2 separate regions of the Homo sapiens genome follow, and region 1 is linked to region 2. A link is a loop called in an ENCODE intact Hi-C map of the cell type or tissue named here. Cell type or tissue: PC-3. All regions are shown on one strand. Each heading gives the region's core, and the rest is flanking DNA. Links, peaks and the distances in the headings are about the cores only. Region 1 overlaps DGKB (diacylglycerol kinase beta). Region 2 has its middle 22 kb from the start of DGKB.

Region 1 (9,196 bases), core at 316-8,315, 160 kb before region 2:
CATTTAATATATCTTCTAGAATAGCACTGCATTATGAACTTCATTTTGTTTATGTTATGATACATGGTAAATGGTTTATGGTGTGCATATATATATATATACACACACATACACATATACATACATCTGTATCATACATATATAATGTATATGTGTACATATACATACACACACACACACATACATTTTTCCAAGAATTGTTTATTAAGAAATACCCTCTTCCAAGCATATATACGAAACTGATATAAAGAAAAAGAAGTTTTACCCCTTCAGGATTATACTTTGCAAGCACACCATTACCATGGAATTCTTCAAGAACATCCTTTAATTTCTTTGTAGAATCTATAAAAAACAGAAAACACAAAAATTGTTTATATGCACATACTGTGGTTGTGTAGCCCAGTCCAGAAACAGAGACCACTTAAAATGTAAATAAGCATCAGCAGAAACTAAATTTAAAAACCAACACATAAAATATCTCTTGCCATTTTTGAAAGGCTATTTAATTGGAAAAGAAATTGCAAAGGAGCAAAAAGATCACTGCATTAAATAAAAACAATACAGCTGGATAAGAAAAATATGGGTAGCTAAGCCTCAATGGTGAATCCATTTAGAGGGACGCTATAGATTTTAGTATCTGTAGATATTTTTAAGGAGAATTTTCTCTGTATACATAACACAACTAAACTAAAGCCTACTTTAGTAATTAAAGTTTTAGTAAGTAAGCTTTAATTTAGTTGTGTCACATATTTTACCCTATATATGCATTACGAATAACATTTTAGTTTTGTTATGTATAAATTAAAGCTTACCCTATTCAATGAAGAAACAAAGCTTAGACATATTACCAAAAGAATTATAAATTATTTTCTTCAAAAGTACTATTATTTTTAAACCTTTCATCTTATTAGTTGGTGACAAGAAATTTTAAGTTAATAAAATAATGTCATAAAAGAATTATCAGTATTACAATTAAAGTTAAATACATTAATATGATATAGATATATACATTCAGTCTACTAAAATATGCTCATTATACTTATTGAAATATAATTTTTGATTTAGAAATCTCAGAATTACAACGCATTTTTAAGTTAGAAGGAAATAATAGCTAACAAATATGGGTAAGTCATCTAAATATTTAATCAAGTTTGAATAATAATGAAAAAACCTCAAAATTAAAATGTAGGAAATACATGGATTTCCCAGTTTTCTTTTATGGAACAGAGCATGGAAAATTATTGGCTACCAATTGAATATAATTCTTGTTGACCTTCCCTAAGAGTCAGTGATACTTGGACTACCACAAAATATTTCCCAGTTCCAGAAAACTAATTCACAAATTAGCTTTTGAAACATCCTGCTAGAAAACTCTCTCATAGATGCCCATTGAATATATAATGCCTATATTTTGTGAATTGTACTTTTACTTGGAATGTACCATTTCCTTTCTTTATATTGTAAATTCTGTGGGTTTGTGTATGTGTGTGAAACAATAGATAGATAGATAGATAGATAGATAGATAGATAGATAGATAGATAGATACATAGATAGATAGAGTTTCGCTCTTGTTACCCAGGCTGGAGTGCAATGGCACAGTCTTGGCTCACTGCAACCTCCATCTCCTGGGTTCAACCGGTTCTCCTGCCTCAGCCTCCCAAGTAGCTGGGATTACAGGGGCTTACCACCATGCCTGGCTAATTTTTATAATTTTAGTAGAGACAGGGTTTCACCACGTTGGCCAGGCTGGTGTCGAACCCCTGACCTCAGGTGATCCACTCACCTTAGCCACCCAAAGAACTGGGATTACAGGCATGAGCCACCGTGCTCAGCCTGTGAAACAGTACTTTTAAGTGAGATAAAATTCGTGTCACATAAAATTGACATTAACAATTTCAAAGTGTACAATTCAGTAATTTTTAGCATATTCATGATGTTGTGCAATCATTACCTCTGATTAATCCCATAACATTTTCATCACCCTGTAAAGAAACCTTATGCCCATTAAACAGTCACTCCCTGTATTTTCTCCCCTCTAACCTCTGGCTATCATTAGCCTATTTTCTGTGTCTATGGATTTGCCTATTCTGGATATTTCATGTAAATTGAATCATATAATATGTTTCCTTTGTGTCTGGCTTCTTTCACTTAGCTTAGTGTTTTCAAGGTTTTTCCATGTTATAACATGTATCAGTACTTCACTCCTTTTTATAGCTGAATAATATTCCATTATAATGAATATACTCCATTTAATAAATCTATTTATCAGCTGATGTACATTCAACTTGTTTCCAGGTTTTGGCTGTTAGGAATTCTGCTATGAACATTCAAGTGTACACGTTTTTGTATAAACATATAATTCAATTCTCTTGGCTATATACCTGATAGTAAAATTGCCAGATCATACAGTAACTCTATGTTTAGTGTTTTGAGGAACTGCCAAATTGATTTTCACAACAGCTACACCATTTTACACTCCCACCAGTAAGGTGTAAGGATTCCAGTCTCTCTATATCCTTGCCAAAACTTGTTATTTTCTAACCCTTTTTTTGTTACAGCCATCCTAGTGGATGTGAAATGATTCGACTCACATCTGATTAGTCATTCGCTAATGACTAATAATGCTGAGCATCTTTTTATATGCCTATTGGTCGTTTGTATATTCTTTGGCAAAATGTCTATTCAAGTTCTTTGACCATTTTTTAATTGGACGGTTTGTCTTTTTGTTGTGGACATCCTCTGGGGGGTGTGTGTGTACGCACATTTGCTTGATGCCTATACAGCTTCCTATGTATTTCCTTTTTGGTGTATAATTTGCTGGCATTTTCCATATTGTGATCAGAGTTAATTTTTTATGTCATGTCCCTTGCTAGATTGGAGGTTGTTCTCGGGCAGAAAATGTGTGTTTTCATTTTAGCACAACTTTCAACTTCATCACAAAGTTGAAACAATAGCATTGCAATAAATATTGAGATTAAATTAATCAGAGCTATTCCTAAATGGCAAAAAATTACAATAATTGCTTCTATATGTACTTTGTTAGACACTTACACTGCAGAGAGAGACCAAACTGCATATCAAAAAGAGACATGAAGCTGACCCCTTATTCTCAAATTCTTCTTTGTGGGTAATAAGGCACTATTCTAAGTTAGCAGAACTGCTTTTACTTCTTTTTATCCATAATCGTAGATGCAACCCATACTGTGCAGACCCACAGAGACACACACATACACAGATGCATACATTCTGGAATATCATATCTCGAGAGACTATGTTTATTTTAACCATATCTTAGGCCAATGATAAAATGGAAGGCGGAGAAAACAATTTTGGTTTCTCCCACATAGGCCTGCCCCACAACTTTAGAGACACTGCTTAGATGGCCTTTTCGTTTCAGGTTTCTATGAGAGTAAAAAACATATTCAGTAATTATTTATAAATGACTCAGAGAAGGGGAAAGCTCATAAAATTATTCCTACAATATTTTATTAGTGTACTGGTCATAGTTTATACTGAATATTCTTAGTAGAGAAATCATGAGCTAAATTAACAGCCAAAAACCTCTAGATATATGACTGCCCTTTCCATGAACTAGGGCTCAACAATGACTTGGTCTGAGACAATTTAAAGTGCTCTAGTTGATATTCAGATGAATCACTATCAATTCAACTCACTGCCTCTCCAATTCTCAAGTTCCAGTTCTAATATCTTAATATTTGAAGTTTAACTATGACCTGATCTCCACTTTACAATCTAGTTTGGAAACTGGAGCATTATCTTGTTTTTGTATTCCTGTCTCAATAACATTTCTTGGGCCCAGTTTCTCTAAGGCTGAGGCCCTGATTTGACCGGTCAATCTTCTAAAGATAAGGATTTGCGCATGGAACACCAGAGAGTTCAGGATATCCATAACCTTTCAACAGCATTGTTTTTACATGAATTATCTACATGTCTTCTTGGACACCCAAATTGCACTAGGTTGTGAAAATCCTACTGCTATGTTTTACCTTCTTTTGGGGGGAACACACATTTATCTTATTTGTAAGTTAACTGCTTGTCCAAATTTCTTCCTATGGCCTATCACCATAAACATTCCTATCTTTTTTATTGTGCCAACTCTGAGTTACATTCTGTCCAAAACTACACTGGGGCAGTGGAGAGGGGAAAGGATCTATAACTAGGCCTGACCTGCCTTCTAGGACAAAATAAACAGAGGAAGTTATACCTGGATGAACAGATAGTAAGACGTGGCCTCAGTCATAATTCAGCTAATAATAGAGCTTCGGGAAAGAGCACAGTGACAGATACTAGGCTGAGCAATGCTGAGAAATCCAGGCAAGCAGCCAGCCAGGCAGGCAGCTGTGAGCTTGGAGATCAGTTTAGTAAATACATGTCTGTAATGGGAGAAAGAACCTGGAAGATTGGCCAGTGAAGTGCTAGGCAGCCCAGTGCTGAGCAGCCAGGTTGAAAACAGCAGGTTTAGTTCTTGGGATAAGGGAGCTGGACAGATGCGCAGCACAAAAGATTGGGTCTCCTGGAAAGCAAAGGAGGGGTATGACTTGGGGAAATTCTGAAACATGGGGCTAATTTCAGAGGTTCCTATGCTTGGCTTGACTGGCAGGGCAGGATACTTGGAAAACAACAGTGAATACAAATTACTGCCCTTTGACTAACATATCCATTTTCCCAGCAAGTAATTTAATACTATACCAATAACTACAGCTGAGACAATGGGCTGTCTTTTTCATCACTGTCAGAATCAACTTAGAGCTGAAAATGGTACTGAGCATGAAAGCGGGAGGTGTTTTATTAAGCAAACATTCTTGGAATGAGCTGGGAAAGAACAAAGAAAATGTTTATGGGGAGATGAGTTGACTTTCTCCTATACTTTACCTTTCTATCACCTGCTCTGGTACTTGAGTAATTCCAGGGGCCCCCCAAAATGCACACACCCTGTCAATCTTCTCATTTCGGCTGAGTCATGTAATAAACAATGCCATGAGAGTTAAATGAACTACATTTTAGGGATCAACGTTAAATTTTTATTTACTTTTAAAATGTTCAGAATTTTTAACGATTTTCAAGAAAAATTAAAGACCCTTTACATTAGTCTGAATTGAAAATAAATAAATGACTAATAGCATTTGGTAACGTTTAGAAAATGCAAATAGATCATAAAAAGTACTACATGAAAAATGAAACACTTAGTTCCTCTCACATCTCTTTAGGCATCTGTTACATCTTGAGTGAGTCTCCTTTGTGATTTTCCTGCCTCTTTGTCTCTTTATTCCAAAAAACTCAACACATACTTGTCAGATTAATCTCAAAGGCCCCATGAAGTAACGGAGAGATTTAAAGCCAGCTAGATTTAGATTTGAATCTTGGCTCCAGAATGCTTGGCTGAATGTCCCTGGGCATATTTTTAACCTCTCTATGGTTCAGTTTTCTAATATTTAAAATTAGAATAATGATAGGGATCTGGCAATACTGTGTCTAGCAAAGTGTCTGGTGCCCAATAAATCCTTGTTCCTTTATTTCATCCTAAATGTGACTTTAAACAAATCATCACCCTTCAACTGTTTCCTGTTGCTTTTGGATTGAAGCACAAACTCCTCCTCTTGGCACCATAGGTGTGTCAAAATATGATCCAAATCTATCTTCCAACAGTTATTTTCTGTATCTTCCATATTTACTATTCAATATCCATTCATCCAATTGTGAAGGCATCCCATCATCCCATGATTTTAGAGCTCTTCTTTTGCTGATGATTTTTTTTTCCTCAGGAATCCCGCCAATGTTGAGTGAAGTTCAACATAATGTATGGCATGGTTTATCTGTCAACTTATCCACAAAATCTCTCAGGACCTCCTCAAACACAGTAGGTTGTAACTCATCCTCCATGGGACACCCCATAATAACTCTCTCAGAATCTACATCTCATTTGTGCATTGGGCACTAGTAACACTATTAATTATAGCTTGAATGCATGAGCATTTTAGAGTTTGCAAAGTGTTCTATTATCTCATTTAAAATTCACAATAATGTTAACAAATATTCACTCCACTTAACACATGAAGAAATCAAAGTTAAGGAAATTATTACCTACTTAGGATCACACAGCTAAAAAGTTTCACATAATGATTCAAGCTATTGTATATGACCCAAACCCATTCTCGTCACTTTGGAAAAAGAACAAATACAAGTTTATAATTTGGCTTAGGAACCTCATTATTACAACAGCTAAAATCACACAGCCAAAAGAATGTACAGTAGTGATTCAAACTCCTATACAGTAAATATATTTTAAAGATCAAGGCCAATAATTTTGCCACCTAAATAGTAGTCATAGCTGCTGTGAGAAGACTATCATATATTCTACTGTTAAAGCTAAGACCCAACTTACAAAATGCATTTGTCATTTTTGTAAATAATGTGTTTTTAGTGGACTGACTGTAAGTTCATTATCTGGTGTTTTTGTTTTTAACCAAAATAGTGCCATGTTTCCCACGTTCAGTAGAGATATTGGTTTTCCAGGCTAATATGATAGTTTTTACAAAGTGAGAGAGGCTCAATGGGACCATGGAAAAGTCATCTTTCGGGTCTCTCAATTCAGTGCTTTCAAAAGTTTCCTTTAAAATCTAAGCCTCCCCACATAGCTTTTTCCTCTTATCACAAAAGATATTCGTGGTATAGAAGACTTTTCCTGTGCTCAGCAAAAAAGCATTTTTTCAGGAACTATATTAACCCTGTAGTAGAGAGGGCTCTGCAACTTCAACTGTTTAAAGAGAAGATTTTTCTAATTTAAATACTTAGCTAGCATTAATGTGCAGACGCATTAATGCTAAGTATTTAAATTAGAAAAATCTTTATCAATTATGTCAATGTTAAAGTTATAATTAATTTATATAATTTAATTGTATAATTGTATAGTTAAATTGTATTAATTGTTGTGCAGACAACATAGTAGCATTCAGTCCAATGTTACATTTCATAAAGTTTCCCTTAGCTACATAGTACTTAAAAGTAGTGAAATAGTGCTTTATCTTCATTTAACCCAGTAATACTCAAACCTGGATCCATATCAGGATCATCCGGGGATCTTTTAATATACACTGATGTTTGCACTCAAAACACAGTGAGGCAGATTTAATTAGCCTACATCTCCATGACTGGCTAGTCATGAGGACCTTTAAAAAAGGCTCTCAGTTGAGTCTTATATGCAGCTGAGATGGAATTAATCACTGCTCTGATCCTTAAATACATGCATAAAGAAAGTGAGAGTTAATCAGCAATTTTTATCCTGCTAAATTTTCCTATGTATGAATATATATTTTGTCTGATTGCTACACGGGGAACTTCTTTTAGGGAAGAAAAAAAAAACCTCATGAGAACATTTTATTTAAAGATTTATTTACTCTCACCTTAGGTCACAATAGCAAAAATAGCATTTTGGAATCCAGCAGAGAGATCCAGAAAATAATATTGTCATTAAATGAAATTCCCCAGATGATATAAAAGAAGTTCTACTTAGAGCCAGCAGCAGAAAATAAATACCTACAGGACTATAGAATAAGAGATTTAGAGAACTAGTCAATAAGAAACAGAAGTTTTTATCTACTTGTGTGAGAATTTTCATAAAAGTACAAAGAGATTGAAAAAGAAATATGGAACTATTGTTAAAAATAATAACAGCCATATTGTAGCAGTTTATATGCTATTTGAAATCTATACACTTGGATTTTTTAAAATCCTAAAAATAATATTCTAATGATACTGCTACAGTGGGAAAAGCTGTACAAAAACCAAACCCTCTATTCAGGTCTTTGCTCCAGGCTCACCACAGGATTCTGGGAAAATCCTTTAAGCTGCTCTGAGTGCAAGTCACTCTCTACTTGTTCCTGCTAAGCATTTGGGATCATCGTTAGCTTAAAAAGATAATGGGCATAATATCTTTGAGCAACCTGTTACACATATAGCAATAAGTATTTCTACTTAGCAAAAATAAAAACTAGTTAATTCCAAAATGACTACAGATTTGAGAACATGAAGAAAATTTCCTTTCTCCTTTTCATATTTATTATCGTTGTTAATCCTCTTAAACATCAGTTTTTATTAACTCTTTCTTGTATTTGCTGGTAATTTTTACTCCTTCATCTATCTACATCTAATGTTTTGATGTATGAATCTAATCCAATGCCTTGCACAAAATATTTGTAAGAGTCATTTGTTTTGATAGACAAATATCTGCTAATTTAGCCAGCAACCCTATCCAGACACTAGGAACCTATGAAATAATTTCCACCTTTATACGTATTTTATTGTGTAGAAAATACATTAAGAAAAAGAGTATACTTGCCTTCGAGCCACTCATCTATACTATAACTAAAAACTTCTATTGAAAACATAATTGCTAATTAAGAGATACTATTAGGGACAGAATTGACTGGTGTGGACCAATAGTGTGCTGGTAAATGTTTAACAACTCTTTGGGATGTGAAGGGTGCCTACTGTAGTGTTTGCCAATTGCTGTCTTGTAAATATTTCCACCATGACAATTTCAAGCCTCCCACATGACATCATTAATGTGGAGTTGGGAAAGAATGCTAACATTCAGCTCTGATAAGCAATAATTAATGAATCAATCTATATGTGATTATTTGTACTTTAGAAACAATAAATAGGTCTTTAAAGACAAATCTGGAGATAAAGAACGGAAATAAAAAGCCTGCAGCTATGACTTCTTAATCATTCTTTCAAATATTCTCAAGCCACCTATTGAGTTTAGAACAAGTACTGTTCCAACTATTGGAATATATCATTGAACAAAACAGAAAATATGCCTAATCCTATAGTTTGTATTCTAGTGCAAGAAGATAGATTACAAACATAATACATTATTAAGACAATCTTATATCAATGCAGTATAGAGATGTGATGGCATGGAGGTGTTAGTGGTGGAGTAGGAAAGATGAATTATTTTGAAAGTAGAGCCAAAAGAATTTCCTTATTGATTGGATATGGGTTGTGACAGTAATGTGTCAAGAGTCCCAGAGTTGTAGATTTGAGCAATTGGAGGGATAAACTTGCCAATAAGTAAAATGAGGAACACTGCAGATGAAGCATGTTTGGAATGAGGAGTCTTCAATTTTAGTTTTAGGCATTTTATATTTCATAAATATATTAGATATCCAAGTG
Region 2 (9,196 bases), core at 595-8,594:
TAATGCACTTTTAGTAAAAATATACAACGAATTCTTGAAACTCAATCATAAGGAAACAATTTAAAAATGGGAAAAATATATGAAAGACACCTCATGAAAGAAGGTATACAGATGGCAAATAAACACATGAAAATATATAAAACATCATATGTTATTAGGTAACTGCAAATTATAAGAACAATAAGGTGCCATGATATGCTTATTAGAATGTCTATAATCCAAAAATTCTCCAATACGCAATGCTGGTGAGGAAGTAGAACAACCAGAACTTCATTCATTGCTAGTGGGAATACAAAATGTAAATGTGACTTTGGAAGACAGTTTGGCAGTTTCTTACAAAGTTAAACATAGTCTTATCATATGATCCAGCAATCACACTCCTAAGTATATACCCAACTGAGTTGAAAACTTATGTCCACACAAAACCCTTCACAGGAATGTTTATAGCAGCTTTATACATAATTGCAAAAAACTGAAAGCAACCAAGATGTTTTTCAACAGAGGAAAAGATAAGTAAACTAGGGTACGTCTCTAAAATGAAATATTATTTGGTGATAAAGGGAAATGAGCTATGAAGCCAAGGAAAGACATAAATAAACTTACATGTATTTTTCTGAGTAAGCCTGAAAAGACTCCCATACTAAATTACATTTTCTTTTTAAATTAATTTTTTTTCATTCCCACTTTAAATTTTCCATTCCCACTCTAGGTTCAGGGACACATGTGCAGATTTGTTACATAGGTAAATTGTGTGTTGTGAAGAGTTGGTGTACAGATTATTTTGTCACCTGGGTAATGAGCATAGTACCCAATAAGTAGTTTTTCAATCCTCACCTCCTCCCATCTGACATTTCGAAAAGGCAAAACTAGAGAGATAGTAAAATAATCAGTGGTTTCCAGAGGTTTTGGAGGGAGAGGGGAAGTGGTGAGTAGGTGAGATTTTTAGGGTGTCAAAACTATTCTACATGAAACTGTAATTGTGGATGCATGAAATAACATTGTGCCAATATTCGTTCATTAATTATAAGAGATGTAGGACACGAATGCAAGATGTGTGCTGGCAAAATGGAGAAGGAGAAGGGTATATACAAATTCGGAACTACTTGCTTAATTTTTCTGCAAAGGTAATATTGTCCTAAAAACTGAAAGGTATTAATTCCTAAAAGGTGATGTCTATACCAAACCGAACATCATTAGAAAAATAACATAACCCATGTGAAAAATGTAAGTTGTTTGTGTATCACAGTGGTTCTCCACCAAGGGTTATTTTGCTCCCCAGGAAAAATTTGCAATGTCTGCAAATGTTTTTGATTGTTATGACTAGGGCACAGGCAGTGCTAGTGACATAAAATATGTAAAGGCCAAGGATTCTGTTAACCATCCTATAATACACAGGAAAGCTCCTCAAAATAATTGACCCAAAATGTCAACATGGCAGAAATTGAGAAAACTTGGGCTAATGTGTTTTGTGGGCCCAAGAGTGGAAGGCAAGACTTAAACCAGAGATTACTTTGACAACTATACTAAGGAATTTGAAACTTACCCTAAAAACTGTGGATGTCTTTCAAAGGAATTTTAGCAAGATACAATGTGATTAAATCTACATTTTAAAACAGTCATTTCAGTAGCAGTATAGAAAAGCTTTTCTTAACCTCAGTATCTTCCCAATCCACTGTGTTCTGATTAGGAGGTATGTTGCAAACTATTTGTTACTTATCATTCAATCAGAACTGTAAAAATCTTTACCAAAACCCTACAATAAGTGCATTTTTCAGAAGAGATGCTAAAATGATGACTTCGACAAAGAGCGTCTTTCCTTAATGTTATGCAACATGCTGTTTAGTAGAGGTAGAATTATGTTCATAAATATTGATGTAGAAAAAAAATGGAAAGAAAAGCAAGATGGAAGAGCAATTACAAACTGTTTCCATGACCAAAGCAGATAATTAAAAAGGCTAAACCAGAGCAACGACATTTACAAAGGGAAGGGAGAGTAGGTGATTAATTTAATAGATTCCAGGGATGGGGTGCCATGTACGTCTATACTCCCACTGTCTCTAGTATAACATGAAGACTATGTATGTATATATGTCTACATATATATGTGTATCCATCGTGTGTGTGTGTGTGTGTGTGTGTGTGTGTGTGTGTGTGTATCAGACTTATTAGGGGAGTAGTATGGCTCTTCATAAAAATAAATATTGTCATACTACATTGCTTTAGATAGTGCCGTCACTCAAAGATGGTGGGTATGGAGATTGAGAAAGAGAAGTTGGGGAATTCTTTACAAAAATGATATAGAATAACAGCAGGGTTTAGAAGACAGGAGGCAGAAGCATATATACTTGCTTCATTTCAGCATGGTGTAGCCAAGAACATCCTAAGTTGTTAGCTAGGATAGTATTGTTACCTGAATTTTTATCCTCTCTCTGCTACTAAATAGTTGTGTGATTTTAAAACTCTTATGAAATTGACCAATAATAATTGAGTATATTTATGAGATACAGTGTTATGTTTTGAGCTCTGTGTAAATTGAAGATACATTGAGTCAAGCTAAACACCATACCCATCACTTCACCAACTCATCCTTTTTTCTGATGAGAACATTGAAACATCTATTCTTTCAGCAATTTTGAAATAGACAACATATTATTACTGTGATCACTATGCAGTCAATAGAGCACTAAAATATATTCCTTCAGTCTAACTGAAACTTTGTATTCTTTGATTAACATCTCCCCTTTCTCCATCCCTCCTTTTCCACCACAGCTTCTGGTAACCATTCTTCTAGAATTGCTGGGTATCCAATTATAAACAGGTATTTTTGGTACACAGTTTGAAGTTTTATTCCACTCTCCTATGGGTTCTGATATTGCTATTGAGTCAGCTGTCTGTCAAATTGTGATTTTTTAGAAGGCAATTTATATTTTCTTTGGTATTTTCTAATTTCACTATAATATTTATTTCTGTTTTTAGTTTATGGACTTCCTGAATCTTTCCAAAGTTATAAAAAGTTCTCAGGTGTTATATCTTCAGTTATTCCCCTATTGCACTTTTGTTCTTTTTCTCCTTTTGGAGCTCCAATCAGATATCTATGAGACTCTTTCTATTTATTTTTATGAGATTGTCTTTTGTTGATTCCACATATAAATGAGATTATATGCTTTTGTGATTTTTAAACAAGTCACTTTTCCACTCAAAGCTCTGTTTCCTTATTTGTAGAATATGCAAGTTAGAAGACAAATTATCTAAAATTATTTGAAATTCATAATCTCAAATATATTCTCCTTTTCCTTTTCTGTATTGTAGTTCAAACCATCATTATTTCCTCCTTGAAACATTGTATTCATCCCTTTTGATATCTGGCATTCATTCTTGCATTTCTCCAATCCATTCTCCATGGAGCAACCATCAAAATCTTTTTAAACTCCTCTATATAAAAGCTTTGTCCTGGCCGGGCACGGTGGCACATGCCTGTGATCCCAGCACTTTTGGCGGCCAAGGCGGGCGAATCACCTGAGGTCAGGAGTTTGAGACAAGCCTGGCCAACATGAGGAAACCCTGTTTCTACTAAAAATACAAAAATTAGCCGGGTGTGGTGGTGCATGCCTGTAATCCCAGCTACTTGGGAGGCTGAGGCAGGAGAATCTCTTGAACCCGGGAGGCGGAGGTTGCAGTGAGCAACTGCACTCCAACCTGGGCAACACAGTGAAGCTCCATCTCAAAAAAAAAAAAAAAAAAAAAGCTTTGTCCTATTCTCACAATAAAGTTTCTGAATATGACCTGAAGGCAGAAGGCAGGTCTGTCTTGATTACTAACTACCTGTAACTGAGCTCTAATGACACTCTCCTCATTCTAACTGTTTAGTTTCTTGGTTTTGTGGATTTCTATTTTTGTTATAGAATTGTATTTATTTTTCTATAGTTCTTAAAAATATTTTTGCTGGGTATGCAGTTCTAAACAGGTATTTTCTCTGGGCAGTTTGAAGCTTTTATTCCACTGTCCTACGCGTTCTAATATTGCTATTGATTCAGCTGTCAGTCAAATTGTGATTTCCTAGAAGGCAAATTCTATTTTCTTTGGTATTTTCTAATTTCACTATGAAATTGGTTTCTCTTTTTAGTTTATGGAGTTCCTGAATCTTTCCAAAGTTATAAAAAGTTCTCAGGTGTTATATCTTCAGAGATTTCCTCTGTGGTACTTTTGTTCTTCTCTCCTTTTGCAGTTTTAATCAGATATATCCATTAGACTCTTTCTCACTCTACAATCCTGAAACTCATATTTTTCCTCTCCGAGCTGCATTCTTGATGACTTGGTCAGATCTATCTTAATAGTTCACTAGTGCCCTCTTCAGATAGGTTTAATCTAATAAAAATTCATCCATCAAAGGTTTCCAATTTTTTTTTATTTCTAGATTGTTTTGTTTCAATAGTAATCATTGAATTTTGTGTAATTTGGCACAGCATGATATTTTTAAAATTAAATTTTCTATTATGATTATTGTAGAGTCCCAAACAGTAATAAGATATAATACAGAAACACTGAAGTACCCTTTACCCAGCTCCTCTCATGGGAAACTTTACAATTTTATTACATTTATATATACTTACGGGGATTCCTCAGGTTGCCTTTTGATAATCACATCAACCTCCCTGCTGCACAGCTTCTCTCCTTCCCCTGTCCCCAACCTGGCAACCACAGATGTTTTCTCTATTTCTCAAATGTTGTCTTTTTAAATTTGTTATATAAATAGAATCATACAATAGGTAACTTATAATGATTGGCTTTTTTCACTCACTACAATTCTCTATAGATTCACTCAAGTTTTTTATGTATTAATAATGTTTTCATTTTGATTGCCCAGTAGTATCTGATGATATGGTTGCCCCAAAGTCTGTTCAACTATTCGTCCACTGAAGGATACCTAAGTTTTTTCCAGTTTTTGCCTATTACAAAGAAAGCTACTGTGACCATCAGTGAAAAAGTTTTTGTGTGAACATGTGCTTTACTTCTCTGGGATTAATGCTGAGGAGTAAAACCATTGAGTCACATGGCAATTGTCATCAGTATATCTCCTTTGATGAATATCTGTTCATGTATTTTGCGCATATTTTTAGGCAGATTGCCTGATTTTTACTGATGAGTTTGGAGATTTTTAAAATGTATTCCAGATGCAAGGCTTTGCTTGAATTTTTATAGGAAAGGGATTAAACTTATAGGTCAATTTATGGAGTATTGATAGATTTTATTATGTTGAGTTGTCTAATTCATGAATATGGTATGTCTTATTTAGGTCTTCTTTGATTTATTGCATCAAAAATTTTTAAGTTTCAGCATATATATTCTATACGTCTTTGGTGAGATTTGTACCTGAATATTTCATCTTCTTTAGAGCAATTGTAAATCGTATTGTGTTTTTAATTTCAGTTGTCATATGTTCATAATTAGTATATACAAATGCAAGTTATTTTATATTTTGATCTTACATCCTATAACCTTGCAAAATTCACTTATTGTTCCAAGGTATTGTTTGGTTTAGTTTTTCAGTTTCTATGTGATTTTCTATGTGGACCTTCATGTCATTTGCAAATAGGAATAATTGGGTCCCCCCCCCACTTCCAGTATGCATGTCTTTATTTCTTTTCTTCAGTTTATCACAGTGGGTAGAAAAGTTCTGATATTGTGTTGAATAAGAGTAGAGAGAACAGAAATCCTTGCCTGATCTTGAACATTCAGTTTTTCACCGTTGAGTATGAAGTTAACTGTAGGTTTCTGTAGATTTTCTTTACCAAATTGAAAGAAAAATCCTATAATCCTAGTTTGCAGGGAGTTTTTATCATGAATAGATTTTTTTCAAACACTTTTTTTGCATCTATTAATATAATCATGATTTTTCTTTAAACTGTTTCTGTGATGGATTACATTTCATACATTTTTTTCACTTGTTTTAAGAGATCTTATCACTGCTTTTTGAAGGAAATTATTATGGCTGCTTTAAAATTCTTGTCAGACAACCACACCATTTGATTCATTTTCATATTGGCATCTGTTGACTTTCTTTTCTCATTTAATTTGTGATTTCCCTTGCTTTTGATATATAATGAGTCATTTTTGATTGAATATTCGAATGTTTCATTTTTCAAGTCCTGCTGTTCCTAGACAGCTAGCCTACTTTTTTTCCACCTTTTGGAATCTTCCTATTTTTTTCTCATTGCTTTGCATTATGTTTAGTGTTTTTTGTTTTTTTTTTTAGTGGTAAGTGGGAGGATCTGTGAAGAATAAGCTTCTCTATCGTCATGGAACCAGAAGTCCCATATTTCAAGATTTTTTTTATGTTTTTGGTTTGTTTTTACAAATTTAATTGGTCAATTTTTATGTCTTGTGCTGCTGTCTCATATTCTCAACAATTATTTTTATTTCTTTAAATATATTTAACATAAGTATTTTATATTTTATTTCTGATATACCCAACATGTAATATCTCTGAAAGTGAATCTGGTATTAATTATTTCTTCTAGCTCTTGTTGGTAGTGCCTGCTTTCTTTTTTTGTGTTTTGTAAGTTTCAGCAATCTGCTCATTTTCCTTTAAAATTTACCATGGAAATCCTTTGATGCTTTGCTGAATGTGGTTCCCTACAGAAGATTCGTATTTGCTTCCATCTGGTTGGAAGGGTTCTGGTGACCCTTTCATTTGAATATAATTCTGAGCTTTCGGTTTTGAAATACCAGGTTAGTGAAAATTTGGGCTGCAGACTCTTGAAGGAGCATGTTTATTTTTACAGATTCACTGGAATGATGATGATGATGATTATTTGTCTACACCAAGCATCAACTTTCAAGACAGGCCATGTTTCTCGGAGTTTCTTGTTGGAGTGGTTGGCTGGTAGATACTTTTACTTATCTATATAAATGATGATTTAGAATTTGTGGGGTCTGATTTTATTAAGGGATAAGGAGACAGTAGTTCATTAGAATGGTCTCCTTAACTATGACTTCCTTCTTTTCCTTAGTTTGAAGTTCCTCCCTTTCCTTAGTTTGAACCACTAAGAATTAATTTTATTTCCAGTTCATTGATTTAAGTTTGAAACACTTTATTTAACTTTTTTGTTTGTTTGCTTTCTGAAAGTGGGTATGGCAAAACATCTGTTCTACCACACATTATCCTTATCTTTTAAAAAATATCCATCCTGATCTATGAGGATGCTAGGTAGGTTTTGTTTTGCTTTGCTTTATATCAGCTCTCTAATTGAAACATTTTAAAACTATACAAAAAAAAGCAAACTCCTACACAAATCTGGCAGTATTAAACACAGAAGTCATGGTCAAAAAATATTAAAATAAAGGTTGAATTATATATACTTTTAAAAAGGTGTATTGTTTTCTGCTTTTTATGAAGAAAAATATACCTTTTTCAATTACCATTTCCTCATTTTCTCCTTAAGCTACAATATCTATGTTCATAGAAAAATATCAGAGAATGAAAAACAAACTCAGGATCATCAAAAGAATATTTCAAAACATGATAACAAGTTGTACATAAAGTAGCAGCTGACTTACATTTTGCATCTTCTTTTTTCCTAAATATTTATATGCAAAATCTGCTCTAAAATTTCTGATTTTGAGATCTCAGTTAAGATTCAATTTACAAGAATTACATTATTGGCTAGTATCTTGGATGCAATTTATAGTAAATTCTGAGCAAGTCTATAAAAAGGCAAGATAGTTACTACAAATGTACCCTTCATAGTGCTACATCTAGATGACATGAGAAGTGTAACTAATGAAATAGTCTGTGAATTTGAAAAATCTAATTAAATATAAGTCTTTTCAACTTGAAAACAAAATACATTTAAAATTCTATTTATGATTTAAGATAAATATGCTAAAATATAGATTCTTTCAACAGATATTTAATGAGCAGATGTGAACAAACAGCCCTGAACTTGTAGAGCTTGCATCCTAGTGCATGAGTTTATAGAAATCTATTTAGTTGTAATCATGGAGACACAAGGAATTTTCAAATATTCAAAAAACTTTAACCATCTAAATACCTAGTTATCCTACTGATACATTGATTTTACTAAAATTTTCTCAGAATTTCACTTTAGTTTCTCAAAATAATGAACAAATATATATCTTGTTTCCTCTGTTCACTCAAAAATAATCTCTGATCACACATATTTTTATGTTACAGAATTTCTCTGTTCTTTCACAAATAAATACTTTTTCCCTAATTAGTGATATACACATGCTATATTAACTTCTCCAGTGCCTCATCCTACTGTTATCTGCAATCTGTGTGCAATTTGTCAGAGAAATTGCTTTTAAGAATGTCATCAGTGACCTCCTGTCAAAACAGAATCACACAGTTTCTTTTTGTGTGTATGTTCATTTTTTATTTATTTTATTTTAATATTTCTATTTGCATAAATTTATGGGGGACAAGTGCAATACTTTTTTACATGTGTAGATTGCATGGGGGTGAAGTTAGGGCTTTTAGGATATACATCATCAGAATAATGTATATTGTACCGATTAAGTAATTTCTCATCATCCATCCCCCTCCTACTCCCTCATCCATCTGAGTCTCCATTGTCTATTATTCCACACTTGACATCCATCTGTACATATTATCTAGCTCTAACTTACAAATGAGAACATGCAATATTTATCTTTCTGAGACTGACTTAAGATAATGGCTTGTTCCTGCAAAAGACATAATTCCATTCTTTTTTATGGCTGAAAAGTACTGCATTGTGTATACACACACACACACACACACACACACACACACACATACATATCACATTTTCTTTATACAGTCTAGTACTACATTGTGTATATACATCACATTTCTTTATACAGTCATCCATTGATAAACACTTAGGTTGATTCCATAGCTTTGCTCTTGTGAATAATGCTGTCATCAACATATGAGTGCAGATATCTTTTTGGTATAACGATATTATTTCCTTTGGGTAGATAACCAATAGTGGGATTGTTGAATAAATTGGGAGTTCAATTTTTAGTTAATTGAGAAATCTCCACACTGTTTTCATAGAGGTTGTACTAAAGTACTTTCCCATCAACAGTGTATAAATGTTCCATTATCTCCGCATCCTCACCAACATCTGTTATTTTTTGATGTGTTAATAGTAGCCATTCTGATCGGAGTAAGGTTGTGGTTTTAATTTGT

What was found. Peaks named below come from ENCODE experiments on the same cell type or tissue, not always from the same donor. Only the 100,000 strongest peaks of a DNase experiment are listed, where the experiment ranks them.
Region 1: a loop joins it to region 2, with 2.9 times the contacts of the local background. A loop is called at or near these places in 2 of 110 quality-filtered maps.

The regions. Positions count from the first base shown.
Region 1 is chr7:14,757,390-14,766,585 of GRCh38, forward strand. DGKB (diacylglycerol kinase beta) reads right to left here. Exons shown (of 26, transcript NM_001350709.2): 3 at 266-342. Among named protein-coding and RNA genes, the nearest start is that of DGKB, 140 kb to the right of the region's middle. In PC-3, for the core only: no CTCF peak of the experiment used is centred there; a DNase peak (open chromatin) is centred at 4,312; H3K4me3 peaks cover 1,231 bases; H3K27ac peaks cover 4,122 bases.
Region 2 is chr7:14,920,261-14,929,456 of GRCh38, forward strand. It overlaps a transcript of DGKB not described here. Among named protein-coding and RNA genes, the nearest start is that of DGKB, 22 kb to the left of the region's middle. In PC-3, for the core only: a CTCF peak has its summit at 4,345 (motif pointing left); no DNase peak of the experiment used is centred there; H3K4me3 peaks cover 276 bases.